Linked DNA regions of Homo sapiens: region 1 is linked to region 2. A link is a loop called in an ENCODE intact Hi-C map of the cell type or tissue named here. Cell type or tissue: heart left ventricle. All regions are shown on one strand. Links, peaks and the distances in the headings refer to the core of each region. The heading gives the core; the rest is flanking DNA. Region 1 has its middle 11 kb from the start of GALM. Region 2 overlaps GALM (galactose mutarotase).

Region 1 (8,862 bases), core at 279-8,278, 66 kb before region 2:
AGGACTGCTGATTCCCCAGGGAGGCTTTGAGAAAGTAGTGCTTCAGGAAGCAGCATCTGGGAGCTGATGGTGCTCCTATTTGGCAGCACAGAGCTGTCCTGTCCTTCCCACTGTTCCAGACGCAGTGATGATGGAGCGAAGAGCACTACACTGTGGCTGCAGCAGCTCAAGCTCACAGCCAAGTCACACAAGCTCAACATGTTCCCTGCCCATTACATACTATTTGGGGGTAGACATTGGAGCCAGGCAGGCCTGAATTTGAATACCAGTGTGACTCTTTGGCCCCAGTCCTCTTTGAGTCTCAATTTTCTCAGCTATGAAATGACAGTGGTTATACCTCCCTCACAGATTAAACCACATAAAAATGCATAGCATGCACATTGCTTGATACAGCAGACACTAACCAATGTGAATTCTGATTCCTTTTCCTGAGAATCTGATTCCAACCTGCGGCAGAATCTCCAGGATCCTAAAGTAGATGCGCTCCGCCAAGCCATCCTCTGTACTCAGCCATCCTTCTGCCTGGCCCTTAAGGAAGAAGGCCAACCTGAGTCAAATGGGGCTCTTCCTTCAGAGCATGACTGAATAGGCTTCATGGGAAGGAGTGGTGCTGGGGGTGAGGGACTCAAAAAAATGTATACCCCTTTGTTTTCAAACTTCAGTGAGCGTGGTAATCATTTAGAGAGTTTATTAAAAATAGAGGCCAGGGGCTGGGCACAGTGGCTCACGCCTGTAATCCCAGCACTTTGGGAGGCCGAGGCGGGTGGATCACCTGAGGTCGGGAGTTTGAGACTAGCCTGACCAACATGGAGAAACCCCATCTCTACTAAAAATACAAAATTAGCCGACCATGGTGGTGCATGCCTGTAATCCCAGCTACTCGGAAGGCTGAGACAGGAGAATCACTCGAACCCGGCAGGCGGAGGTTGCGGTGAGCCGAGATTGCGCCACTGCACTCCAGCCTGGGCGACAAGAGCAAAACTCCATCTCAAAAAAAAAAAAAAAAAAAATAGAGGCCAGGGCCAGGTGCAGTGGCTCACGCCTGTAATCCCAGCACTTTGGAAGGCCAATGCAGGTGGATCACTTGAGGTCAGGAGTCCCAGACCAGCCTGGGCAACATGGCACAACCCCATCTCTACCAAAAATACAAAAATTAGCCTGGCATGGTGGCACACACCTGTGGTGCCAGCTACTAGGGAGGCTGAAGCACGAGAATCACTTGAACCCGGGAGGCGGAGGTTGCGGTGAGCCGAGATTGTGCCACTGCACTCCAGCCTGGGCAACGAGAGCACAACTCTGTCTTAAAAAAAAAAAAAAGAAAAAGAAAAAGAGGCCAGGGCCAGGTGCAGTGACTCACGCCTGTAATCCCAGCACTTTGGAAGGCCAAGGCGGGTGGATCACTTGAGGTCAGGAGTCTGAGACCAGCCTGGGCAACATGGCAAAACCCCTTCTCTACCAAAAATACAAAAATTAGCCTGGCATGGTGGCACACACCTGTGGTGCCAGCTACCAGGGAGGCTGAAGCATGAGAATCTCTTGAACCCGGGAGGCAGAGGTTGTAGTGAGACAAGATCACGCCACTGCACTCCAGCCTAGGCGATGGAGCAAGACTCTGTCTCAAAAAAAAAAAAAAAAAAATAGAGGCCAGGTCCCTCCTTAGACTTACTGTTATTAAATACAATTTAGAGGAGGCCATTGGTTTGAACTGAGCTCCTGCACTAGGCCTGACAGACCAAACCAAAATAGTCACTCACACTGAAGCTCCACCCCACCAAGTTGAAAATAAATTGTTTATCTGACCTTCCCAGAAATTGAGAGTGAGATAATAGCCCAGTACCCAAGCTATTTGAGCTGATATGATAAGAAAATCTTCTCTACTTTAACCTTTACAAGGAAAGGAAATTTGAAACCACCAATCCACTTTTCATTTTCTGTTTCTGCTTCTCTCCCCACTTCTCGTTTCTAAAGCCAACCTCCTCTGCTCAGCTTATCGGAACACTCATCATATTTTATGGAATGAGGTATTGCTCGATTCTAGAACTGTAAATAAAAGCCAACTAAGATCTTTAAATTGGCCAGGTATAGTGGCTCACACCTGCAGCTCCAGCACTTTGGGAGGCTGAAGCAGGAAGATCACTTGAGCCCAGGAGTTCAAGACCAGCCTGGGCAAAACAGTGAGACTCCATCTCTATGAACAACCATTTTTTTGTTTTCTTTTTTTGAGACAGGCTTTCCCTCTGTTACCCAGGCTGAGTGCAGTGGTGCAATCACAGCTCACTGTAGCCTGGATCTCCTAGGCTCAAGTGATCCTCCTGTCTCAGCCTCCAGAGTAGCCAGGACTATAGGCATGCACCACTATGTCTGGCTAATTTTTTTTTTTTTTTTTTTTTAAGTAGAGACAAGGTCTTATGTTGCTCAGCTGGTCTCAAACTCCTGAGCTTAAGCGATCCTCTCACCTCGGCCTCCCAAAGTGCTGGGATTACAAGCGTAAGCCACCATGACTGGCCTACAAAATTTTTTTTAAGAATTAGCTGAGTGTGGTGGCATGAATCTGTAGTCTCAACTACTTGGGAGGCTAAGGTAGGAGGATCGCTTGAACCCAGGAGGTCAAGGCTACAGTGAGCTATGATGGTGTTACTGCACTCCAGCCTGAGCAACATAGACACTATCTCTAATATATATATAGTCTTGTCCCTTGGAATCGCCTGAGTTATAAGGGGTTTTTTTATATGCTAATGAGATGACTCAAGATTGAGGGGCCCTAGATAGCTTCAGGATGGAAGCTGGTTGCCAGAAAAACCAACCAAGAGATTTGAGGATGAGAACTGTCAGCCCCACTTCCCTAGCGGGTGAGGAGGGATTAAAGGTTGAGTTTCATTATCAAACACAAAGACTTGATTAATCTTGCCTAGGTAATGAAACCTCCACAAAAACCCCTAACCAATAGGTTCGGTGAGTTTCTGGGTTGGTAAACATATTGATGTGCTGGAAAGATGGGGCACAAGAGAGGGCACGGAAGCTCTGCGCCACCCCACCCCCATATCTTGCCCTGTGCATCTTTTTCATTTGGCTTCCCCTGAGTTTTAGCCTTTATAAGAAACCAGTGAGCACATGTAAGGTATTTTTCTGAGTTCTGTGAGTCATCCTAGTGAATTAGCAAACCTGAAAGGAGGTCATGGAAACCCTCACATTTGTAGTGGTCTGGGCAGAAGTGTGGGTAGCCTGGGCACCCTATTTGCAGCTGGTATCTGAAGACAGGGGCAGTCTTGTGAGACTGAGCCCTTTAACTTGTGGGATCTGACACTAACTCCAGATAGGCCATGTCAAAATTGAATTATGGGACACCCAATTGGTGTCATAGATTTGGTTGGTGTGATTGGGTGTCAGAGCTGGTGTCAGAAAAAAACACTGCCCAGGAGCTTGTCACATTTGCCCTCTCCTGACCTCGCCTGGCCCTTGCATAACCACACATCTTTATAGAATGTGGTTAAACTCAGAAGAAACTGCCAATTCCACTGCAATTCTCTCACCTAGATTCAATGTTAGCCTTTTGAAGAGACACAGAAGCGACGCTTACATTTCTCTGTTCAAGCCTGCCCAAGGCAGGGCTGGATTAGCCTGCGGGCCTCTGACCTTCTGACTACAGTCCACACTGCACCCAGTGGGCTGTTCCAACAGACCACGGAGCACAGGGCCTCTGCTCTAGAACAGGGCGGAACACACTTGCTGGCCATCTAATGGACTCACCGCCAGCCCTGACTGTGGAGGGACCCTGTCTTGTAAGCCTGGCCATATGGGGTCTGCCTGGCCACATGAGGTCTGCCAGAGCCGTCCTATCTGGCTAGATTCTTTGCTCTAGTTCCTCTCGGCTTTTTATCAGTAGTTCAGCTTTTCCTAGGGCCGCACAGTTGCTGAAATAAACTTACTCAGCCATTTCCACTTGCACGTGCCCCAGGAGCCCAGGAAAAGGCTCTGCTGAAAAGACTTCCCTCTTGCCCCGAGGTCACAGCCATACTTCTGTCCCAGTGTGTGGTTAAACGCCATCTCCCCTCCTTGCCTTTCCCTCTCTCTCTCTCCTTCTGGAGAAGCCACACAGTTTCATCAATCAATGCCACCTATCTTAGTCCGTTTGTACTGCTGTAACAAAACTACCTGAGACTGGATAATTTATCAACAGCAGAAATTGATTTCTCACAGTCCTGGACGCTGGGAAGTCGAAGATGAAGGTGCCGGAGGGCTTGGTGCCTGGTTAGGGCCAGGTCTCTCCTTCTAAGATGGTGCCTTGAAGGCTGTGTCCTCACGTAGTGGGAGGGAAGGAAGGGCAAAAGCATCTAAGCTGGTTCTCTCCAGCCTCTTATAAGCCACTAATCCATTCATGAGGGCAGAACCTTCATGACGTCATCACTTCCCAAAAGACCTCACTTCTTAATACTACCACAATGGGGATTAAGTTTCAACATGAATTTTAGAGGGGATACATTCAAACCACAGCACCACTCGTCTTGGTGTACCTACTGGCATACTTGAAACCATTCAAAAGGGCTTCATTCTCAGTTTGTTTTTGTTTTGTTTTTTTCAAAAATGTGGCATTTCTTGACAGGAACTGCCTCTGCTACGACCCCATTCAGAACAAAGTTAATCTGGTCAATGAGTGTCTCCCCCACCTGTAAGGAAGAATTTGCTAAGAGATGGCACAAAATCAAGGGACATGACTGAGGCTCAAAGAGCTGTAGAACTCCAAGTGGAATTTGCTGGCCAAGCTTCTACTTTGAGCAGAGGCTGAAGTCATCCATAGAGAGGCTTTCCTGGAACTACAGGGATACACTGCAGAGCTCTCCCATTAATTAGTGGAAACTCCTACCAGCTGCAAAGCCATCCCTGGGGACCTCATCTGGCTATGACTCGGGATAGTGCCCCAGGTAGCTCCCAGTCATTGGTCCAAGGAAATTCCTTACTGTAACTACACTGGGTCAGTGTTGACTCCTGGAAACCTCTCCTTCCAACTGTCAGTCTCCTGTGACTTGGAGTTCTCCATGTCTTTCATGGGAGCCAGCTCTGCAAGGGTTGGGGGAAACCCTGCATGGCTTGAGCGCTTCTGTTGACAACCCATTGCCATCAAAATGGTTCTTACTCTGTACCACCGCCCTCTGGGCATAATGAACATCTCTGTCTAGAGCTCTTTCGGACCTTCCCACTGCGATCCTCAGGGTCCCTAACTCCACACTCATAAGTGCACCATCGTCTGGAATAAAATTTCTGTGTTCTCCTAGATCCCAGGAAATCATCTGACTCCTCTGTTTTCTCACCTTGGGTCATGCCTGAAGTGTATCTGACACCCCCGGTGTGTACTCATAAACACCTAGCGACCAGTACACACCCAAGACACAGGCTCAGATTCTCAATGTATATGAAGGATGGGAGGAAAGAGGATGCACTGCCAACCCTCCAAGGTCCTAGGAAAGTATATATTTAAATACCATCAACTATTAATAAAGAATGCGGCAGAGTTCTAGTTATTCCCCCAATGTCTTCTCCTTTTTGCTACATTAACAGAATGCCTAGATTAATGATTATACATTTCCAAACCTACCCTGCAGTTTGATATGATTATTTGAATATAAGTTCTGGCCAATGGAATGTGAGGGGAAGTGATGTATGGAACTTTCAGGATATGTCCTTAAAGAAAGGGGCTGGCCAGGCGCGGTGGCTCACACTTGTAATCCCAGCACTTTGGGAGGCCAAGATGGGAGGATCACTTGCAGTCAGGAGTTTGAGACCAGCCTGACCAACATGGTGAAACCTCGTCTCTTCTAAAAATACAAAAATTTGCCAGGCATGGTGGCACATGCCTGTAATCCCAGCTACTCAGGAGGCTGAGGCAGGAGAATCACTTGAATCTGGGAGGCAGAGGTTGCAGTGAGCTGAGATGGCACCAATGCACTTCAGCCTGGGCAACAAGAGCGTGGCTCTGTATAAAAAAACAACAACAACAACAAAAAAAAAAAACAAAGAGGGGCCATGCCACTTCTCCAATATGCCCTCCCCTGTCCCCTTTCTTATCCTGCTGTGGACATGGTGGCATCCTTGGCCAAGTGGACTTCAAGCCATACCCCACACCCTAGGGATGGTGAGACAACTAGTTAGAAGAGGACTAGGTCCCAGATTACCATAGTGAGCACAGCTACCATACTAATCAGCCAGGGCCCTGATCATCACTGAACATCCTTTTTGGATATGCCAAAGAGGCAAAAAGAAATGGCCTGACCGCTCTTTAGTTGGCCATTTCCCAGGGTTACGTTTCCATGAGTAGCCTTGAGGGATGAGGTAACATCTCCCAGACAGAAAGCAGGCTTGCTTGCCACTCTGTAAAAATGGTAGATTTCAGCTGCAACGTGAGTCCACTATGTGTACAGTGTTCACCTGGTTCCCTCTGTGTTGTCTTCTTGGGTCTTGGAGGACATGGGGAACTAGCCCCAAAATGATGAGTATGCTACTTGTTGTGCAGTGAGTAATAAAATCCTTTGTCTCACCCTGCCCGGCCTGTTTTGCAATTTTTAATATTATATAAATGATAAATATGTATCCTTTTGTCACTGCTTTTTTTGCCCCCCCTCCCCCACTTAACATTGTAGTTATGAAGTTCATGTCTGAGGCTCTGTGGAGTCCTAGCACAATCATTTTCCTGTTTTCTCATCTGCCATTGCATGGATATACCACAATTTGCTTATCTGCTCTTCAACTGAAGAACCTGAAGTTGTTTCCACATTTTTATTCTTATACATAATATGGCTATAAATATTCTTACACGCATACGCAAGAGATCATCCAGAGTATATTATAGGGAATGAAAATGCTGGGTATTCATGGGGTGTTGCTGGTTTATGTGCAATTTGACTTTATTATATATCAACAATTTGTCCTCCAGAGTGGTTTTACCAACTAAGACATCCACCAGCTGTGTATAAGAGATGCTTCACATTCTCTCCAGCATTCAATCATTCATTCAACACATATTTACTAGTGATCTACTAGTTTGTTCTACTTATGGGTATGCAGTAGTGATAGTTCCCACTCTCTTGGAGCTTCCATTCTCTTGGCATGAGATATCCAATAACAAATAAGCAAATTAATACATAATACATCTGGAGGTGATAAGTCCCTTTTTTTTTTTTTTTTTTTTTTGAGACAAAGTCTCACTCTGTTGCCCAGGCTGGAGTACAGTGGCGTGATCTTGGCTCACTGCAACCTCTGCCTCCCGGGTTCAAGTGATTCTCCCGAGTAGCTGGGATTACAGGCGTGTACCGCCATGCCTAATTTTTTTTTTTTTTTTTTTTTGAGATGGAGTCTCTCTCTGTCGCCAGGCTGGAGTGCAGTGGCACGATCCCAGCTCACTGTAACCTCTGACTCCCCGGTTCTTCTCCTGCCTCAGCCTCCCGAGTAGCTAGGATTACAGGCATGCACCACCACGTCCAGCTAATTTTTGTATTTTTAGTAGAGCCGGGGTTTCACCATGTTGGTCAGGATGGTCTCAATCTCCTGACCTCAGGTGATCTGCCTGCTTGGTCTCCCAAAGTGCTGGGATTACAGGCGTGAGCCACAGCTCCCTAATTTTTGTGTTTTTAGTAGAGACAGGGTTTCACCATGTTGGCCAGGCTGGTCTTGAACTCCTGACAAATGATCCACATTCTTCAGCCTCCCAAAGTACTGGGATTACAGGCGTGAGCCACCGCGCCCAGCTGAGTGCTTTGTTTCTAGGCTCTATGGCTACAAAGGAGTAGCCTTTCTTCCTGGGGCCTTTACAGTAAGTGAATGCAACGCCCTCATGAGCCCAACATGACCTAATTTAAGAAAACAACATTTTAAAACTTGTAATTACTATAAAATTAGAAGATGAACATTTTACATTCCGTAATGTGTTAAAATAGACAGTATTTTGGAATGCATGTTCTCAGATGACCTATATAATACCAGGCAGCATATGAGGAAGTGGTGAAGTATTCCCATCTTTGCAGTCATGCTGCCCAGAATCAAATCTTGGTTTCCTGACTTACCAACCTTGTGACCTTGAACTCTGTAAATTTAACCTCTCTAAGTCTCAGTTTCCATATCAGATAATAGTGCCTGAGTCATACGGGTGTTTATCATGGTGCACAATAAGTTTTTAGCATGGTGTCCAGTACATTTTACTACCAGTCAATTAATAATAATTGAATAGGCCAACCATGTGACATTATTCCTCTTTTACAGATGAGGAAACTGAGGTTCTCAGTAGCTGAACAAATTGTCCAGCCAGGAAGTACTGGTACCTCTTTAACCCAGGTCTTCTGATACCAGAGCCAGTTCTCTACTACAACATTGCTTGTATATATGAATGTATCAGGATTCACCCAATAATTATTTGTTGAACATCTACTATGTGATAGTTACTTGGTGCTTGGTGCTAGGAAATTCTAAAATAATCCTAACAGGGCTAGTCATCTTTGAGCAACCCTGAAATTACACATATCCTGAGACAGGTTTCATCCAGCATTGGCTGTTAATGAAGTGTGAAGCTTTTATTTTCACTTTTATGGGGGACGGAGATGAGGATTGTATCACATTTGACTGTAAGCTCCTTGAAGACAAAGACCAACTTTTACTTATCAGTGTACAACCACTACTTAGCACAGTGTCTAGCACATACTCATTGAGTATTTGATGAATGAGCAACACGCCATACAGTCAAATTTAATCCATTTTCCTAAATAACTTCTCACATGCAGCAAACCATGCAGTCAAATTTAATCCATCTTCCTAAATAACTTCTCACATGCCCCCCATAATGCCTTCCCCAGCAGTTGCTCCAAAATCATTGATGCAATT
Region 2 (8,862 bases), core at 586-8,585:
AATGGCACTATAAGTAGAACATATTCTATAGACCAAGGATTCTTAGCCAGGGATGCATGGCGGGGCTTCAGAGGCTCTGGGAACATTCTGTATGTGTGTGTGCATTTTACTGGAGAGAGATCTCATAACTTTTATAATATTCTCAAAGGAGTTCATGACTCAAAAAAATCATTTAAAAACCATTGTTCTCAATTTAAAAATCACTAGAAGAGGAAGCTTCAGAAAACAGAATAAGCCAGGCACAGTGGTGTGTGCTTGTAGTCCCAGCTACTCAAGAGGCTGAGGTGGGAGGATGGCTTGAGCCCAGGAGTTTGAGGCTGCAGTGAGCTGTGATTGCACCTGTGAATAGCCACTGCACTGCAGCCTAGGCAACATAAGAGACCCTGACTCTAAAAAACAAACAAACAAACAAAAAACAGAAACCTTAAGTACTCTAATGAAAATGACAGTGTGCTCTGGAGGCAGAAATGCACCTTCCTTTTTGCATGAAAGATTTACGCTATGGGGCCGGGCACAGTGGCTCATGCCTGTAATCCCAGCACTTTGGGAGGCCGAGGCAGGCGGATCACCTGAGGTCAGGAGTTCAAGACCAGCCTGACCAACATGGCAAAACCTCGTCTCTACTAAAAATACAAAATTAGCTAGGCGTGGGAGCACATGCCTGTAGTCCCAGCTACTCGGTAGGCCGAGGCAGGAGAATCGTTTGAACCTGGGAGGCCGAGGTTGCAGTGAGCCAAGATCACGCCATTGCACCCCAGCCTGGGCAACAAGAGCGAAACTCCATCTCAAGAAAAAAAAAAAAAGTTTATGCTGTGATTAATACCTGGTCTCTGTATTAAGGGAGTGTGTGTGTGTGTGTGTGTGTGTGTGTGTGTGTGTGTGTATAAAAGAGAGTGAGAGAGTACACACACTATGTGCCAGGTAAGTGCTAATATTAGTTCCATTTTTCTTTTTGAGACAGAGTCTCACTCTATCGCCCAGGCTGGAGTGCAGTGGCACCATCTCGGCTCACTGCAACCTCCGCCTCCTGGATTCAAGCAATTCTCTTGCTTGAGCCTCCCAAGTAGCTGGGTTACAGGTGCACACCACCATGCCTGGCTAATTTTTTGTATTTTTAGCAGAAACAGGGTTTTGCCGTGTTGGCCAGGCTGGTCTCGAACTCCCGGCCTCAAGTGATCCCCGCTGCCTCAGCCTCCCAAAGTGCTGGAATTATAGGTGGAAGCCACCATCCCTGGCCTTAGCTCCATTTTATAAATGGGGAAATTGAATCTTACAGAGGCATAGAAATACCCAAGATCAGTGAGTAAGTCCATGTGAGCCCTAAGACAGCTTGCATAGATTTGTAAAGCAAAATACGGAACAAATTATATAAAACCATTTTCTTTTTTTTTGAGACAGTCTCGCTCAGTAGCCCAGGCTGGAGTGCAGTGGCACAATCACAGCTCACTGCAGCCTTAACCTCCTGGGCTTAAACGATCTTCCCACCTCAGCCTCCCAAGTAGTTAGGACTACAGGCACGCACCACCATGCTTGGCTAATATTTTCTGTTTTTTGCAGAGACGGGGATCCTGCTATGTTGCCCAGGCTGGTCTCGAACTCCTGGGCTCAAGAGATCCTCCCATCTCGGCCTCCCAGAGTGCTGAGATTACAGGTGTGAGCCACTGCCCCCAGCCAGAAGACAGTTTCCAAATAACATGCTTAATATTTGTACAAGTATTTCTTTTTTTCTTTTCTTTTTTTTTTTTTTTCTTTTTGAGATGGAATCTCCCTCTCTCGCCCAGGCTGGAGGGCAGTGGCGCAATCTCGGCCCACTGCAACCTCTGCTTCCCAGGTTCAAGTGATTCTCCTGCCTCAGCCTCCCAAGTAGCTGGGATTACAAGTGCCACCACCTCGCCCAGCTAATTTTTGTATTTTCAGTAGAGACGGGGTTTCGCTATGTTAGCCAGCCTGGTCTCGAACTCCTGACCTCAGGTGATCTGCCCACTTCAGCCTCCCAAAGTGCTGGAATTACAAGCGTGAGCCACTGCTCCCGGCCCAAGTATTTCTTTTTTAGGGGAGAAAAAATTATTGGAGAAAATTTCTTTCCTACTCATTTCCCAAATTTTTCTAGGAAGTCTATGTCAGATTTCCTTTCTTTTTTCTTTTCTCCCTTAAAATAATTTTTAATTGTTATTATAAACAGGATGGACCTGTGCTGAGGAGTGTAGCAGGACTGTGGTTTTATTCCTGCACTGTCTACTGGGTTGTGTGAAGATGGGCTAGAAAGAGGATCTGTTGGGAAGGAAGAGTCTAAAAATGAATGAACGTCAAGAGTCAACGACTCTTACAGCATCATTACCGTCTGTTCCTCTTCTCAGAGAGTCAGGCATGAGGGCCACCAGGCAGGGGAAAAAATGACTTCAGATCATGAGAAATTAAAAGCTTTTAATTAAAATTCATCCGGGTGAGAGAGTGTTCATGGCCAAATATTACAAAAAAAGCTATTTTCCTGTAATCAGTGCTTGGTCAGAAGTTCATAGACCCAGTTCACTTTCTACCCCATTTCTTCAGTCTTCCCCCTCAAAATTAAGTTAGCGCTAGGAGCCTGTAGAATGTGTGTGGCATAAATGTGTCTTGCCTGTGCTACAGCTGCACTTTCACTGGTGGCTGGAGCCAGTCCTGTGCATGTTCTCTCCTGCACCTCGTCAGTTAGCCAATCCCAATTTACCCTCCAAGATTAGGATCCTGGCTGGGCGCGGTGGCTCATGCCTGTAATCTCAACACTTTGGGAACCCGAGGTGGGTGGATCACGAGGTCAGGAGTTCAAGACCAGCTTGGCCAAGATGGTGAAACCCTGTCTCTACTAAAAATACAAAAATTAGCCAGGCGTGGTGGCAGGTGCCTGTAATCCCAGCTACTCGGGAGGCTGAGGCAAATAATTGCTTGAACCTGGGAGGTGGAGGTTGCAGTGGGCCGAGATCACGCCACTGCACTGCAGCCTAGGCAACAAAATGAGACTTTGTCTCAAAAAAAAAAAAAATTAGGATCCTGGCTGGGTGCAGTGACTCACACCTATAATCCCAGCACTTTGGGAGGCTGAAGTGGGCGGATCACTTGAGGTCAGGAGTTTAAGACCAACCTGGCCAACATGGTGAAATCCTGTCTCTACTGAAAATACAAAAATTAGCCAGGTGTGGTGGCGGGCACCTATAATCTCAGCTACTTGGGAGCTGAGGCAGGAGAATCGCTTCAACCCCGAAGGTGGAGGTTGCCGTGAGCCGAGATCACGCCATTGCACTCCAGCCTGGTCGACAAGAACGAAATTCTGTCTCAAAAAAAAAAAAAAAAAGATTAGGATCTGTCACACCTCAGAGAACCTTTAGTGACCCCCGAGGCTGAGTTTGATGCTGCTCCCTGCTCCCCTAGAGCCTTAGGAATTTCACTTTCCTTGCATGTCTCACACTCTCCTGTAAATGTTTATTGTTTTGGCCAGGCGCGTTGGCTCACACCAACACTTTGGGAGGCTGACCGGGTGGATTGCTTGAGCCTAGGAGTTTGAGACCAGCCTGGGCAAGATGGTGAAACCCCGTCTCTACTAAAAAAAATAATAATAATAATAATTAGCCAGGCGCAATGGCACACACTTGTAGTCCTAGCTACTCGGGAGGCTGTAGTGGGAGGATCACCTGAGCCCAGGGAGGTCAAGCCTTCATTGAGCTGTGATCATGCCACCGCACTCCGCCTAGGTGACAGAGTGAGACCTTGTCTCTAAATAAATAAACAAATTTTTATTGTTTTAATCTGTCTCTTCCACCAGATTCTAGGCTTTCTGAGGTCAGTTTAATGCCTGGCACATAGAAAATGCTCAAAAATTGGTAAACTAACAAATTTGTGTTTGTTTTTTCCCCATCCAAAAGTAATTGCAAGGATTAATGTTCTTAAGGTATAATCACGTGAAGGCACTTCTATGTTAAAAAAAAAAAAAAAAAAAAAAAAAGGCTGTGGGTGGGGGCAAGGAGGAGCCAGGGAGGAAAATTAGTCTCCTGTCAGAATTTGTGAAGTCAGTGCTAGGAGGTGAAAACATCACCTCTTAGATGCTAGCAGTATACTAGCAATCTATTGCTATACAACAAATTACTCCAGCACTTCGTTTATTATCTCTAATTGTTTCTATTGGCGGGGAATTTAGACAGGGCACATCTTGTCTCTGCACATGATGTCTAGGGCCTCAGCTTAAAAGATTAGAACAGGGCTGGAATCATCAGAAGGCTTGTTCACTCACATGTCTGGCAGTTGATGTTGGCTGTTGGCTGGAGGCCTTGCTGGGGCTGTCAGCCAGAACAGCCCACACACAGCCTCTCCACGTGACTTGAGCTTCCTTACAGTATGGTGGCAGGGCTCCAAGGGCAAATGTCTTGAGAGAGAGAGAGAGGGCGAGGCTGGAGCCTTTTACATAACCTGGCTGCAGAAATCACACAGCATTACTTGGCCACATTCTTTTGGTTAAGGTGGTTAAAAAGGTCCATCCAAGTTCAAAAGAGGAAACACAGACTCCACGGCTCAGTGAAGAAGTATCAACATCACATTGTAAGGAGAGCATGTGGATGGGATCTAGACTACTGTGGCCATCTTTGAAGAATGCAATCTGCCACAAGCAGTCATGGGGAAAAGGCCAAATTCCTCATAATAGAATGTGGGTGTGAATCTCTTATGTAAGACAAGAGATATGAATCAAGGCAGATGGATTTTGTGAAGGCAGTGAGTTTTTCCTTCACTTTCAGAGTGCAGGTAATTATAACTCTGTCAAGAATGCAAATAGAAAGAGGAAGGTTTAATATTTTGTGACAGAGATCTGGAATGTTATAAAGTCCTATTTCCAGTGATCAGATCTACTTCATCTTCTTGCAAAAATGAGGCAGTTGTAGTGGCTAGAGTAACACCCTCATGAACTCTCTTTGTTAAGTCATCCCCCGTCCCAGTCACTTCCACCTCTTCCTGGCTTACTGTCACTCTAACATCACTCTTGTCATAATCCTTGATTATTTTCTTATCCATGTTGGTGATACCCTGACCACTCTGCTTCTTTTTTGAGACGAGCTCTCACTCTGTCACCCAGGCTGGAGTGCAGTGGCATGATCATGGCTCCCTGCAGCCTTGACCTCCCAGGCTCAAGTGATCTTCCCACCTCAGCCTCCCTAGTAGCTGGGATCACAGGTGTGCACCATACCACACCTGGCTAATTTTTTAATTTTTTGTAGAGACGGGATCTCACCAGGTTGCCCAGGTTGGTCTTGAACTCCTGGGCTCAAGGGATCTGCCCTCCTTGGCCTCCCAAAGTGCTGGGATTACAGGCGTGAGCCACCGCGCCTGGTCCACTCAGCTTGAGATCCACTCATCCAATGATCTTGTCCTTCACCCTTCTCAGCTGCTCACTTCTTTGACTTTGTCATGACCTGTCTTTGCAACCTTCCATGATCGCTATTCTAGATGTCTTTCAGCTCCAATAATTCTTCAGCACCACAAGAACATACAGTTCTTTGGTATAACTACTACCTTTTCACTGTCCCTCCCCAACTATGCCTTCCCTTCCCCCCCCCACCCCCCCCCCCCACCTAGAACAGAAGCGCATCATGCGGGCCGGGTGAGGCGGCTCATGCCTGTAATCCCAGCACTTTGGGAGGCGGAGGCAGCTGGATCACTTGAGGTCAGGAGTTCGAGACCAGCCTGGCCAACATGGTGAAACCCTGTCTCTACTAAGAAGTCCGTCATGAGAATCACCCCTTTGCACACACTCAACTCTCTTGCCCCCTCCCTCCTTCTTGTGTGCTCCTAATAAACCCAACCCTGATTAACCCCACCCCCTACACCCTCCACAGCTGTCATCATGCAGTTTCTGGTCTCTGTATTTATGAAAACAACCTCTAGTGGGCCCTTGATGCTGTCTGCAGTCAGACATTCTCTGAAATAGGGCATGGGCTGCTCCTCTGGCCCAGAGCTGTAACCCTAGATTGTTGGGTCAGAGCCCCTCATCTGCCAGGCACTGCTGCCCAGACCTTAATACACACCCATCTGGCCTCCAGGAGAATAAGAAATCCTCTTCAGAAACTGCTTCTCCCTGCCGACACCCCTGGCTTTCTGGTGGCTTCAGAACTAAAGTTGGAGGATGTGACATTCTGTCTGAGGGTACCCCTTCCATTTCCGCTTCTTTTTCCTGAACACTCAGCATTGCTGAGAGCTATTTTGACAGCTCCTTCTATTCTTAGCACCAAAGCACAAAGTCATATATGCAGATAAACCAAGGCTAGAAAAACTGCATGTTCATTTTCTAAATTCTTAGTGAGAAAAATCAAGAGCAACTGTCGGGGTTGGGGGCGTAAGGGGCTGTGACCAAGTCGGACACTCCAGAGGGAGGTGGAAAGTGCCTGAGTGGAGATTCTGACACTATGCAGATGTGTCACCTCGGGCAAGTCCCTTCAGTTGCCGGGGGCTCAAACTCACCATCTGCAAAGTAAGGGGACGGGATGAGGGAATTCCTAAGCCCCTTTCTAGATCTTTCATTCTTCGTCACCAGATGCTACAATATACACAGTTGCCTCTGGGTTTTTTTCTGCCTCTCCTGCCTTCATTCATCAGTTTTTCAATCAACGAAAGGCTCTGCTTCATGCCCAGAGGGTACAGAGATAAATAGGGCACAATTCTTGCCCTTTAGGACCTCACTTTCCTTATAGACACATCACTTGATATATGTGAAAGTTGGTTATACAAACTGGGTCATTGTCATACCCAACTAACTCAGAGTTGAGAGGCCGGGGGAAAAGAGCAGTTAGGGTACATAGCACCTGCTCCAAGAATTGATTTTTCTGCAAAGCTGAAACAGCCTGCTATAACCCTGAGACCAGTTTCACCCTAGTAATCGCTAAAATGACCTGCTGTGACTCTAACACTAGTTTCACCTGCTGCTGTCACTCACGAGTCAGAGCCTGCCAGCTCCCAGAAGTTTCTTTAGTGCCAATGAGCGTTCTTTCAGAACAGTATGTAACATTTCTCTTTCTAATAAAACTCCCGGCCAGGTGCAGCAACTCACGCCTGTAATCGTAGCACTTTGGGAAGCTGAGGCAGGAGGATCACTTGAAGCCAGGAGTTCAAGACCACCCTGGGCAACATAGTGAGACCTCATCTCTACAAAAAAATTTAAAAATTATAGCTGGTGTGGTGATGTACTGCAGTAGTCACAGCTACTCGGGAGGCTGAGGCAGGAGAATCCCTTGAGCCCAGGAGTTTGAGGCTGCAGTAAGCTATGATCAAACCACTGCACTCCAGCCTGGGTGAGAGAGCAAGACACTGACTCAAAAAAACAAACAAAAAAAAAAGCAAAAACAAAAAATATGTATATCTAATAAAACTCCCAACCTTCTCTTTGTTTTCCAGACATGCTGAGGACCACCTAGGCTGTGTGTGCACTCTGAATTGCAATTCTGTGATTCTCTCTTTTTTTGAGACTCAGTCTCACTATGTTGCCCAGGCTGGAGTGCAGTGGCACAATCTCAGCTCACTGCAAGCTCCACCTCCTGGTTCAAGCAATTCTTCTGCCTCAGCCTCCAGAGTAGCTGGGACTACAGGCACACACCACCATGCCCAGCTAATTTTTGTATTTTTAGTAAAGACAGGGTTTCACCATGTTGGCCAGACTGGTCTTGAACTCCTGGCCTCAAGTGATCTGTCCATCTCGGCCTCCCAAAGTGCTGGGATTACAGACATGAGCCACCATGCCTGGCCAATTCTGTGATTCTCAAATAAAACATTGAGAGATTCATCTCTATATTTTATTTGACTTTGACAAATCCTGTAATTATGTCATAATATGATGAACGTTTTGAGAAAAGTCTATTCTAAGTATAATGAGAACAAAGAAAAAAAAGATTGGTCCTGGCTATAGAGGTTAGAATATTTCACAAGAAGAAATTATGTTAGAGAATATTCTTGAACGATCAATTGGACTTTGCCAGACTGTGGTGGGCATAGGGGACCCAGAAGGAACATTCATTCTAGTTATGAGAAAGGGCCCAGAGACATGGCGAATCTGGGGGACAAATTCCACATTTTCCATATACTTGATCATTAAGCACATGACCAAGTGTGTCAGTGCATGAGGATGGACAAGATAGATTGGAGCCTTCACTGTTTTTTTCTTCTCATTTACCAAAAATTTCATCATTTTAGAATTGTCCCAGTTTTCTAATTTTAAGTCAGGGCTTCTTTGTCATGCTTAAAGTCTTACCCTCTGTGCCCTCTGCTCTGTGTTCTATATGGTAGCCTGAAATTTGGCCCTGTTATATATATTTATTTATGCCAGACTCCTGAAGGTGTTCAAGCATACCATTTATCAAATATTTCCATGTAATGTGGCAGCTAATAACAGCTTCGTTTTACAGAGGGAAGAGCTGAAGCAAACACTGATTTGTAGATTGCTTGGTAACAGGAAAGAGACCTGATGTATGCCCTCTGTCTTTCCTTCACAAAAATTTTGTAGCTTTCTTTGTTTCTTCAAGCCTTCTACCTGTAGTTATACTTTAAGGGAGATAATTATAAGCAATTTTGATTGACCTGAGTCGATCACACTAGGACTGTCATAAGGGTTAGATTTTGAGTTGACTGTGGCTTTAAGGAAGAATTAAATATTGTAACACCATTTAAAGTTATAGAAGAAAGCATAAGTTACCACTCAGAATATAGGTTGGTAAGACTAAAATCTTCCTGAGCCCATGAGAATACCTGCTTTTTTTTCCAAGTCTAATTGTTTCATGAAGAATTGCTGAGCATGGTGGCTCATGCTTGTAAACCCAGTACTTTGGGAGGCTGAGGCAGGAGGATTGCTTGAGCCCA

What was found. Peaks named below come from ENCODE experiments on the same cell type or tissue, not always from the same donor. Only the 100,000 strongest peaks of a DNase experiment are listed, where the experiment ranks them.
Region 1: it touches region 2 in a loop (1.8-fold over the local background); 23 of 110 quality-filtered maps call a loop at or near these places.

What each region holds. Positions count from the first base shown.
Region 1 is chr2:38,650,768-38,659,629 of GRCh38, forward strand. No RefSeq gene overlaps it. Among named protein-coding and RNA genes, the nearest start is that of GALM, 11 kb to the right of the region's middle. RefSeq lists a cis regulatory region at 3,376-4,049. In heart left ventricle, for the core only: no CTCF peak of the experiment used is centred there; no DNase peak of the experiment used is centred there.
Region 2 is chr2:38,716,464-38,725,325 of GRCh38, forward strand. The region is part of intron 4 of GALM (galactose mutarotase); the gene reads left to right. All of the region lies in intron 1 of LOC124905993 (a long non-coding RNA gene), which reads right to left. Among named protein-coding and RNA genes, the nearest start is that of SRSF7, 30 kb to the right of the region's middle. RefSeq lists a silencer at 5,761-5,820 and an enhancer at 6,611-6,660. In heart left ventricle, for the core only: no CTCF peak of the experiment used is centred there; a DNase peak (open chromatin) is centred at 4,318; H3K27ac peaks cover 1,852 bases.